2 separate regions of the Homo sapiens genome follow, and region 2 is linked to region 1. A link is an interaction called in ENCODE POLR2A ChIA-PET data of the cell type or tissue named here. Cell type or tissue: PC-9. All regions are shown on one strand. Each heading gives the region's core, and the rest is flanking DNA. Links, peaks and the distances in the headings are about the cores only. Region 1 has its middle 16 kb from the start of GLI3. Region 2 holds the start of LOC105375249 (a long non-coding RNA gene).

Region 1 (5,387 bases), core at 315-5,314:
ATGCACAGCCTGGTGCATGGCTAACACCAAAGTGCTCTAACCTTACTCTGAGTCACCAACAACTCTAAAGAGAGGGACAGGAAGTGCCAAAAGGGCAGCTGGGTGGATTTGTATGGAGGAAAAGGCGGGTGGGGGGGCTGCCATTTTCCTTCACATAAAGGCCAGCGGGGAGTTGGGAAAGGGCGAAAGAATAGGAACATATCACGGACATTTACCTCTGTAATCAGACCTCTAAATACACATTAGAAAAGTTGCCTACCTTCTTCCTGTCTTCCTCAGTCATTGCTACAGAAACAGGGGACAGACTGGGGCCCCTCAATTTAGGCATCCGCCCATGTACTAGTCAGGAAGTATGAAAAAGCATGGTGGGGAGCTGGGGATTCATGAGTTGATGGAACCATAATTTCTGTTCCCAGAAAGCTTATGCTAATGAAGAAGGGGCAGGCAACACACAAGAAAACAAAAGTGACCATGCCCTTGTTAAGTACTGTCCTGGGGCAACACTGGGCCTTAGGAACTCCTAAGAGGGCCTCTGGTCCAGCCGCCCCCAACCTTTTCTGCACCAGGGACTGGTTTCTTGGAAGACAATTTTTCCACAGGTTGGGGAGTGGTATGGGAGGGATGGTTTTGGGATGAAACTTTCTACCTCAGATCATCAGGCATTAGATTCTCACAAGCAGCACACAACCTAGATCCCTTGCAAACACAGTTCCCAATAGGGTTCTTGCTCTGGTGAGAATCTAATGCTGCTGCTGATCTGACAGGAGGCAGAGCTTAGGCGGCGATGCTCTAATGCTCGCTTGCCGCTCACCTCCTGCTGTGCAGCTGGAGTAGGGGGAGTTGGGGGAGTGGCTGGGGACCCCCCTGCTCTAGTCTAGTCTGTGCTTGATAGGGAAAGAAATAACAGTCAGAGGAAATGACACACACTAGGCTAAGGGAAGGATAAGGAGAGCAGAGAGAGAAGAAAGAGGGAGAGGGAGAGAAGAGCTGGCATTTGGGGGTTCCTACTACATGCCAGGCATCATTCCTGGATGTTTATGTGTATGGCCTCAATTATGACGTGGTTACTATGATGATCCCCTTTTACATGATGGAACAGAGAGGTGAGGTTACCTGCTCAGTGTTACACAGCCAATAATTGGCAAAACTAGAATTCAAATCAGGCATTCTGGCTCCAGAGCCTCCACTCTTAACCACTACACAGAGAAAACAGCAGGAGAATATGGCGTGTTCAGAAGTAATGGCAAGTTATCTAGTGTGATCGAGTGGAACCACACTCATGAAACAGTTGCATCAAAAAATGAACACACTCTGACAATTCCTCAAAGAACTGAAAACGGAACTACCATTTGCAATCCGATTACTGGGTATATACCCAAAGGAATATAAATCATTCTACCATAAAGACAAATGCACACTGCAGCACTATTCACAATAGCAAAGATATGGAATCAATCTAAATGCCCATCAAGGATAGACTGGGTAAAGAAAACGTGGTACATATACACTACTGAATACTATGCAGCCATAAAAAAGAATGAGATCACGTCTTGTGAGAACATGGATGGAGCTGGAGGCCATTATTCTTAGCAAACTAATGCAGGAACAGCAAACCAAATACCGTATGTTCTCACTCATAAGTGGGAGCTAAACAGTGAGAACCAATGAACACATAGAGGGGAACAACAGACACTGGGACCTACTTGAGGGTGTTGGGCGGGAGGAGGAGGAGGATCAGAAAAAATACTAGGCTTAGTACCTGGGTGATGAAATAATCTGTACACCAAACCCCATGACACACGTTTACCTTTATAAATAACAAACCTGCACATGTACCCCTGAACCTAAAATAAAAGTTAAAAAGAAATGAACACACTTAACATATAGTGCACAGAGGGACTCCTCAATACTATTCTCACTATTATACACACAAAAAGTGATTATTGGAGCAAGCTGGATAGAATTTGAGTCACCTCTATGATGCTTGCTGAGAAAGCTACGTTTTCTTTATATTATATAATTATTTCAAGAAAAGTAAAAGTATTAAAGAAGATACTAATATAAAATGTATATGAAAGTTCTAAATGATATCTTTTTAACATTTTTGGTGAAACACTTGAGCTTGCTTCCACAAACATAACTTTTATATAACAGATTTTAGGCTTCAAATGGTTACAGGGAACTTCCAATTAAGAGTTTTTAATGTCCATCTTTTAAAAGTCTTGATAGTCACCATCAATGAGAAATTTCAACCAGAGAGACAGGTAATAAAACATTTAAAATGTTTTATTTTGCAACCATTCAAAATGGTACAAAAGTTGAAATTATTAAAATGTCTAAAAGCTCTTTTTCTTTCATTGACAAAGGTGGAAACGAGAAAGGATTTCCAAAGCAATCATAGTCTTAAATAATTTCAAGATAATGGTGGAGCTTGCATTAGCAGAAACCACGTGCAATTTTAGGGCAGACGCCTTGTAGCTAGCTGAGCCACGACTAAAAGGACATGTCATCCACAACCAGACAGATGTATTCAATTATGTGAAGAAAGAGTTTCCTGCCCCACAACCATCAGCATCTTGGGAGGCTCACTGTGCCCCTGGTGCACCTGGAATATGAACTTCACCAGCATCTCCAGAAGCACCTTGTTCACAGTGCACAGTGGCTTGCTCCATGGCTGCTGCTCGGGGAGACATCCAAGCCTGGTGTGCTCAGCGCATCTGCAGCAGAGCAGCAGGCATTAGTTGGGGCTCCCCATTCCTCCTCCTGGGATGGGGATACACCCTTAGACCTGCTGTGCCACCCTTTGAGAAGCCCTGCACAAGGCTGCTCCCAGCCTGAGGCTACCAGCTTGGCTGCCCCAGGGCTGAACGAATCAATTTCTGATGGCATATCTGTGACTCATTCATGGCTCACCAATTGGGAACTTCTGAATTAAATAGTTCTTAAGCATGAAGTCTCTGGAGCCAGACTGCTTAGGTTTGAATCCCAGTTTCTCCTCTTCCCACTCTGTGTCTTTTGGGTAAGTTAATTAAAATTTCTATTTCCCAGCTTTCTCATCTGTAAGGTCCTAGGCCTTTGTTTACATTAGTTGACTTTACACATGAAGTGCTTTTGACTTGTCCTCAGTACTCAATAAATGTGGGCCATGATTGTTACGCTAAGATCCTTGAGTTGAGCATCACTTAGTGACTGAATTTTGATACAGGTTTAATTGTTGAGATCTTTACCCTCCAAGTCTTTTTTTGGGATTTTCTTAAGGCAAAGGCGAGTCACTGAAATGTAGTTGTTATTTAAAAGCAATGGGCCGGACATGATGGTTCACGCCTGTAATCCCAGCGCTCTGGGAGGCCGAGGCAGGTGGATCACATGAGGTCGGGAGTTCAAGACAGGCCTGACCAACATGGTGAAACCCTATCTTTGCTAAAAATACAAAATTAGCTGGGCATGGTGGTGCATGCCTGTAATCCCAACTACTCAGGAGGTTGAGGCAAGAGAATCACCTGAACCTGGGAGGTGGAGGTTGCAGTGAGCCGAGATTGTGCCACTGCACTCCAGCCTGGGCAACAAGAGCAAAACTCCGTTAAAAAAAAAAAAAAAGCCAATGGAATAGAGGATATCGCCTTGGGCACGAATGTAGGGTGAAAACCAAGATGACCTAGTTCACAGCCTGAAGCCCAGCATGTGGGCGGAATGCAGGTGAAGGAGGCCATAGCGAAAGAGTGGCCAAAAATATAGAAGAAAATCCTATCTTTATAGGTTGGCCAATATGATGACACAAGAGTGAGGAAAAGAGAGTATTTCAAAAGGGTTGACTGGCCGACTGGGTTGAATGCTGCTGAGAGAGCAAGTGGGAGAGCATTTAAATGTGTCATGGATTGAGCAATAGTTGTCATCAGTGACTTTAGTCAGAACATTATATGGCCTACATAGCCTGAAATGTTTGTTATCTGGCTCTTTACAAAAAAGTTGGCTGATCCTTGATCTGTAGTGAGTGATTTTTCTAAATGCCAGATATAATTCAATAATTTCTCATTGCTCTCAAAATAAAATCCAAATTTTTTTCTGTAATGAAACCTAGATCCTGGGTTCAAACCCATCTCATGCTACCTGCCCACTGCCTCTTCCACTTTTCGGTCTGTTCTCTGTGTTTCTCTCTGCCTATCAATCTCTCTCTTGCAATGTTTGTTATCTGTCTCTTTAAAAAAAAAGTTGGCTGATCTTTGACCTGTAGTGAGTGATTTTTCTAAATGCCAGATATAATTCAATAATTTCTCATTGCTCTTAAAATAAAATTCAAAATTTTTCCTGTAATGAAACCTAGATCCTGGGTTCATACTCATCTCTTGCTACCTGCCCACTGCCCCTTCCACTTTTCCATCTGCTCTTTGTGTTTCTCTCTGCCTATTTATCTCTCTCTTACATCTTTTTTTTTCTGTTTCTGTTTTTTTTTTTGCATCTTTGTGCATAGGATTCTTTTAGTTTGGAACGCTATTTTTTTCTTCCCCACTTTCTATCTTCCCTTCACCCTATTGTTAATGCTACACTACAAAATTATGGTCTTCTTTCAGATAAAAAAATAAATGTATTTTCCTTAAAAATGATTTTCCTGACCCTCTCCATCTAATTTGGTCATCCTGTTACACTCTCTCATAGCACTGCCAGCCTTATCATTGTTTTAAACAGCTTTATTAAAGTATAATTTGCATTCCATGAAATTTATCCATTGTAGGTATACAATTTAATAATGTTTAGTAGATTTATAGTTGTACAGCCATCATTACAATCCCATTTTAGACAGTTTCCATTACCTAAAAGAAAAATCCCTCATGTCTGCGTGCATCAATTCCTGCTCCTGCCTTCAGTCTTAAGGATTGCTAATATGCTTTCTATCCAAGTTTGCCTTTTAGGGACATTTCATATACACAGAATCATATAATACATAGTCTTTTACATCTGGCTTTATTTACTTAAATAATGGTTTTGTGGTGCATTTATGTGTAGCGTATTTATTCGTCTTCATTGCTGAAGAGCATTCCATTGTATAGATGCCCTACATTTTGTTTACCTACTCATCAATTGATAGGCATTTGGCTTGTTTTCAGTTTTTGGTGATGATGAATAATGCTTCGATGGACAGTCATATAAGTGGCTTTGTGTGGACATATGTCTTAATTTCTTTTGGATAGTTTCCTAGTAGTAAAATTGCAGGGTTGTATGGTGAGTTATGTTTCACTTTTTAAGAAACTGATGAACTGTTTTCCAAAGTGGCCATACCATTCTGCATTATGACTGGCAATACATAACGGTTCCAGTTTTTCCATATTCTCACCCACACTTGGTGTTCACTTTTTGTTTATAGTTATTCTAGTCAGTGTGTAGCGGTATCC
Region 2 (5,387 bases), core at 255-5,254, 83 kb after region 1:
GAAAAAAAATTTGACTTCATCAAAACTAAAAAATGTTGCACATCAATGGACACTATCAAGGTGAAAAGAACACAGAGAGTGAGAAACATATTTGTAAATTATATGTCTGATAAAGGGGCATGTATCCAGACTACGTAAAGAATGTTTATAATAAAAATACAAATAATTTAATTTTAAAATGGGAAAAAATTGAATGGAGATTTCTACACAGAAGACATGCAATTGGCCAATAAGAACATGAAAATATGCTTAACATATTTAATCATTAGGAAAATGCAAATCAAAAATCACAATGAGACAGCACTTCACACTCATTAGTGTAGCTATACTTTTTTAAATGGACAATAACGTGTTGGCATGGATGTGGTAAAATTGGAACCCTTACACACAGCTTAAGAGAAGTAAAATGGTTTAACTGCTATGGAGTACAGTTTGGCAGTTTCTTGAAATGCTAAACATGGAGTTGTCATTAACCTAGAAAGTGCAGTCCTAACTATTTCATGAAGAGAAATAAATACATATGTACACACAAAAACTTGTTCATGAATGTTTATATCAGCTTATTTGTAATGGCCCCAAAGGGGAAACAACCCAAATATCTATCACCTAATGAATGGATAAACACAATATGGTATATCTAGTATATCTAATGTTCCAATGGAATATTATTCAGCTATAACAAAGAAGGAAGTATGCTACAACATGGATGAATCTTGAAAACATGCTGAGTAAAAAAAGCCAGACAGAAAAGGCCACATAATATATTATTCTATTTATATGAAATGTTCAGAATATGCACATCCATAGAGATAGAAAGTAGATTAGTAGTACCTAGGGATAGGGTGCAGGAGAAATTGATTAATAGATAAAGGGTGATTGTTAATAGGTAAAGGGTTTCTTTTTGTGGTAATGAAAGGGTTTTAAAATTGACTGTAGTAATGGTTGCACAATTTTGTCAATGTACTATAAACCATTAAATGGTACACTTTAAATGGGTGAATTATGGTATGTAAATATAAATGTGCCATGATAATCATATCTCTTTCTGAGCTCCATAGGCATACTATCCAATTGCTTACCTGAAATCTTCTTTGGATACCTCAATGGTATCTCAACAACAGTATATTCCATTTGGATTCATTATCTACCTCTTTTCCACTCATACGTCTTTCAGAATTCCTTATCTCAATTGCAAAAATCAGTCCGTCATTCAGTTGCATACTGTAGAAACCTGAGAGCCATTCTTTAAACTTCCCTCCTTTTAACTACTTGTTCATCTTACTTCCCAGGCATCTCTTTTATCCACTTTTATACATCTCTACCTCACCACCATAGTAAGTCTGGACCGTTTTAATAGTATCCTAACTAATCTTCCCATATCCATTCACAGCTTTTTCAAATCTCCACGTTCTCCACTTTAAATCAGGGTGCATTTTCAGAATGCTAATCCAATCATGTCACCCTCAACTGAACCCGTAGACTCAAATTGTAGAGGATCCTACATATTCTGGCCCCTTTCTGCTTGTTCAACCTTTCACACCTGATTTCTGCTAAAAAAAAAAAAAGTCAACAAATATAGCAAAAATCAACAAAGATAGCAAAAAATTATTAAACTGATTATGTATTTTAATGTCTCTTACAAATATCTATACATGAAGCACAACATTTTTCAAGATTTCATGAATAGGTAGGTAATTTAGAATTATTGTGTTTAAAATAAATTCTTCAATATATTTTCAGTGATAATTCTTGATGGTATTCTTGTAATGACTGATTATAAACTTATATTTCAATTAAACAGATAGACCAATCTTTCGTTTTATTATTTTCCCCCACAGTTTGAAAGCGGAGGTAGCCTTTCTTCAAATGGAATCTTATTAGAAAACTAAATGTGAAACAAGAAAAATTAGTTGCCCTGGTGAGGGGTAGTGGAAACTGGTCTTCTGTCAGCTTGATCCCTTTCTTAGTATCTGATCTAGATTCCCAATTATGTAGGAGACACAATTGAAATTCACTGGCCTAACCTATTAAACACTGTTTATAAAAAAGAGTGATGTCATGCTTTGATTTTTTCATTTGCATTAATATTTTTTCTAAAAAACTTACTTTTGAAATCTTCCACGGACCTCTTTTTAATATCATGGGTAGTACCTCCATTCCTCTTTTTTTCTTGTAGTTCCTGCATGTTGGTTTATATTATTTTTTTCCTTTCCTGGCCACCTGTACTGTATTCATATCTCCTGTGAGAATCACCTCAAGGGTTCTCCATAATAGTTTACAGAAAAATCCATCATTGAGATGCATTTATTTCTTCATTTGGTAAGATTAATGGTGCTTTCGGAAGCATTGACAATTTACCCTTTCGCTGACCCTGCGAATGATGCTGATGTGGCCATGGAGCACTCAGAGATGAGCATATAAATGCCAGTCCTCTCAGAAAGTCTTACTGCACTCCTCCCCTCAGATAGTATCTTTTCAAATGTCTGGCTTCTACTTCTTCAACTTTTTCCATGCCTCAAAGTGCTACTGTCTCCAGTGATGTATCGGTAAATGTTTAATAATTGGCTCTCTTGAGGGTCAGGTGGGGGAGAAAGCCCTGATTTATAGTGTTTCCCTATTTCAGGATATTTACACGCTGGCTAATTTCAAACTACCAGCGCTGCCACTGGGTGTGGACTGAAGAAGAGCCATGTGGTGGCAGAGGGTTGAATAGTATTTCCAGCAGACAGAGACGGGAGATGTAAACAACCCCAAGGCATAAATGATAGTAAGATAATTAGGAAGGAGTGAGTTTTGAGTCTTGGAAATGCTTCAGCACAGGGTGACTGTCTCACTCATGGGTAGCCACTAACTGGAAGTGGTAAGGATGCGTGGGCTATTTTCCTAAACGTCAAAGAACAGAGGGAGCAGAGATGGCAAATTGGTTTAACTTGGGAGCCATATCTTGTCAGTTGCTTGTGATTTAGTTGGCTGTGTTAAAAAGAATTCTGAAACTCTGTTCTGAGAGTTCTATAGTCTATTATTAATGTTCACTAAGGGCTAAGAAGGAAGGCATATTATATTTTATTCCACACACTTTTCATCCCCTTTATAAGCATATTTACATTGTAAAGCATCCCCTTTATAACCATCTAAGCAGTAGAGGAATATACAGGATCTATTTCACTCTCCTTTGACCTCTATGCACATCTGCCCATGCCCCACATATGATTCTGTGGTCCCTGCAGGTCCAGAGATGCCTTCCCACCCAGCTTTCTGTGCTCGCCACTGCCTCCCAGACACTGCCCTCCGTGCCCCCCCGGCCCTCAGCCCTGGTGGCCATGGCGGTAGCCTGGAGGGCATCATAAGGGCTCTGGCTTCCCTTCTGGAGCACTCTGGCACTCGATGCCATGACCTTGTCTCCTTGGCTTTCTGCTCCTTGGTTGCACACCCCACCCCGTGATATCTGCTATGTCCCCTCCATTTGCTGGTTCGATGGGCAACCCTTCCATGCTTCACAGACACCAGCTTCTTGTTTTTCTCTCAGCTCAGCCTGTGTCGAATTCCTTAGGCCATAGGGAAGAGACATTCTCTCACCTGACCTGAGGCTCAGGGAATCTTTCCTGACCAGGTGACGCTTCCTGTTAGCTGAGGCTCAGGGAGTCCTTCCTGACCAGGTGACGCTTCCTGTTGCCTCCCCCTCATAATTCCCTCTCTGCTCCCAGCTCCAGCAAAGGGTTTTGGTGTCATTCAGGATTCCAATTAGATATTTGCACTGAGTTCACCTACACAGGGCGGGTACACAGCGTGTGATCGAGTCTTCGTTCAGTCAAATTCTTTTCAGTCTATGTACTTTCTCCCTAAGAGGGTTAAAACTTGAGGGCAAAAAAAAAAAAAAAAATCAATCAATCAATCAATTGTATGTTATGTAATTCCCACAACCCTTAGAAAATACACTTTTTTATTGCTAGAAAGTGGTGACCAGAAATATTAGAAACCGAGGTGACCTTCTGATGGCTTTTAAAGGTTAAATATATTTGGGAGAAACTTGTTGGCATTTTCATTACAACTAGAGGTTCAATGATTTCCCCTTATTATGCTAACAATTGGCTTTAAAAAATAACCAGAAGTTGTCTTGTACTCACCAGTTAGATGACAAACTGTCCTTCACCCTGAAATGGGCTGAACTGCTGTTAACACACTTCTGACGGGGAGGCTTCTGGACTCTCAGGAAGATGAAAAGCTAACAGAGACAGAAAGAGAAAGCAACTGCCAGAGCTGTTGCGGTGGAATGAAGGGGCAGGGCTGCACATTTTTGGGTTTTAGTTTTTAATTTTTCAAACACCATTGAGTGTATGAGGGTTTTGGCTTGTGAACAGCAATCTTTCCCTCATGGGCCTATCCTAGTTTGTGGTCACAAGGAGACACTTGGAGAGCACAGGTCAGAATAAGTGAACAGGCAGCAGAGGTCATACAAGGAAAACACTAGAGAAAGGATGCTTTAAAAACAATGCTATAAAATGATAGCAGGCAAAGAGGTCTTTAAAATGTCACTTGAGTAAGCACCAAAACATTGAAATTCCCCAAAGTCTGTGGAAAGAATGAATGGTGATTTGCAAAGTTTTATGTATAAATACAAGCTCTCTTTTAACTAAGATCTAAGTTCTCAGGCTTTGCGTGCTGGAGGAGGGGCGGAGAGTATGAGATACAAAGTTTCCTAAAGAAAATGAGAACAAAGGTAAAGAAATGAAATGAGACTGCCTCACAAACATGGCATGCAGGAAATGCCCAGAATAGAGACAGAATAGGAGTCACTGCTGCTTCTTAGATGCTATTTACTTGAAGTGTGTTTTATCTTAAACATATCCTTCTGTGTGCTGTTTTCATTATCCTCATTAGGAGATTAGGGGAACATTTACTCAGTTTAAAATTCTTGCCTTTCATTCCCTCAAGACTCATCAAACGCTGGAGTAATGTAGAAGAATAAATAATATTGTAAAAGAATTTTTTCTTTACTGAATCACAGGGAACATAACATTACTTTTAAATATGTTCTTAAAGAGAAAAGGTCTTTTCACAGTGGTAACGCTTCATATTTTAGAAGAAAATGTGCATTTAATTAAAATTCCATATGACAATCATAGCATATTATTTAAATACCAAATGACTATTAAAATCACATTTAATTGTGGTCTAAAAAATATAACAGATATGTACCCACAAAACAGCTGTTAAACATCACCAAAATTTCCTTGATCAGCTTTCTTTTTTTCCTTAAGCATTTCCCAATTACAATTAGCCCGGTTTTGAGAAACGTTTCTTATGCACACATGCACACATACACACATGCAGACACACCAGACACACACACTCATCTTATGAATGTTATAACAAGAAATTTTGTTGAA

The links. ChIA-PET counts read pairs that join two places held together with the same protein. Peaks named below come from ENCODE experiments on the same cell type or tissue, not always from the same donor. Only the 100,000 strongest peaks of a DNase experiment are listed, where the experiment ranks them.
Region 2: POLR2A ChIA-PET joins it to region 1 with 15 read pairs; 2 of 35 experiments call an interaction of 5 or more read pairs at or near these places.

The regions. Positions count from the first base shown.
Region 1 is chr7:42,250,636-42,256,022 of GRCh38, forward strand. It overlaps a transcript of GLI3 not described here. Among named protein-coding and RNA genes, the nearest start is that of GLI3, 16 kb to the left of the region's middle. In PC-9, for the core only: no CTCF peak of the experiment used is centred there; no DNase peak of the experiment used is centred there; H3K27me3 peaks cover 1,481 bases.
Region 2 is chr7:42,334,110-42,339,496 of GRCh38, forward strand. LOC105375249 (a long non-coding RNA gene) reads right to left here and starts at 4,227. Exons shown (of 4, transcript XR_927202.3): 1 at 4,125-4,227; 2 at 3,769-3,854. RefSeq lists enhancers at 2,840-3,344, 3,345-3,849. In PC-9, for the core only: no CTCF peak of the experiment used is centred there; no DNase peak of the experiment used is centred there; H3K27me3 peaks cover 594 bases.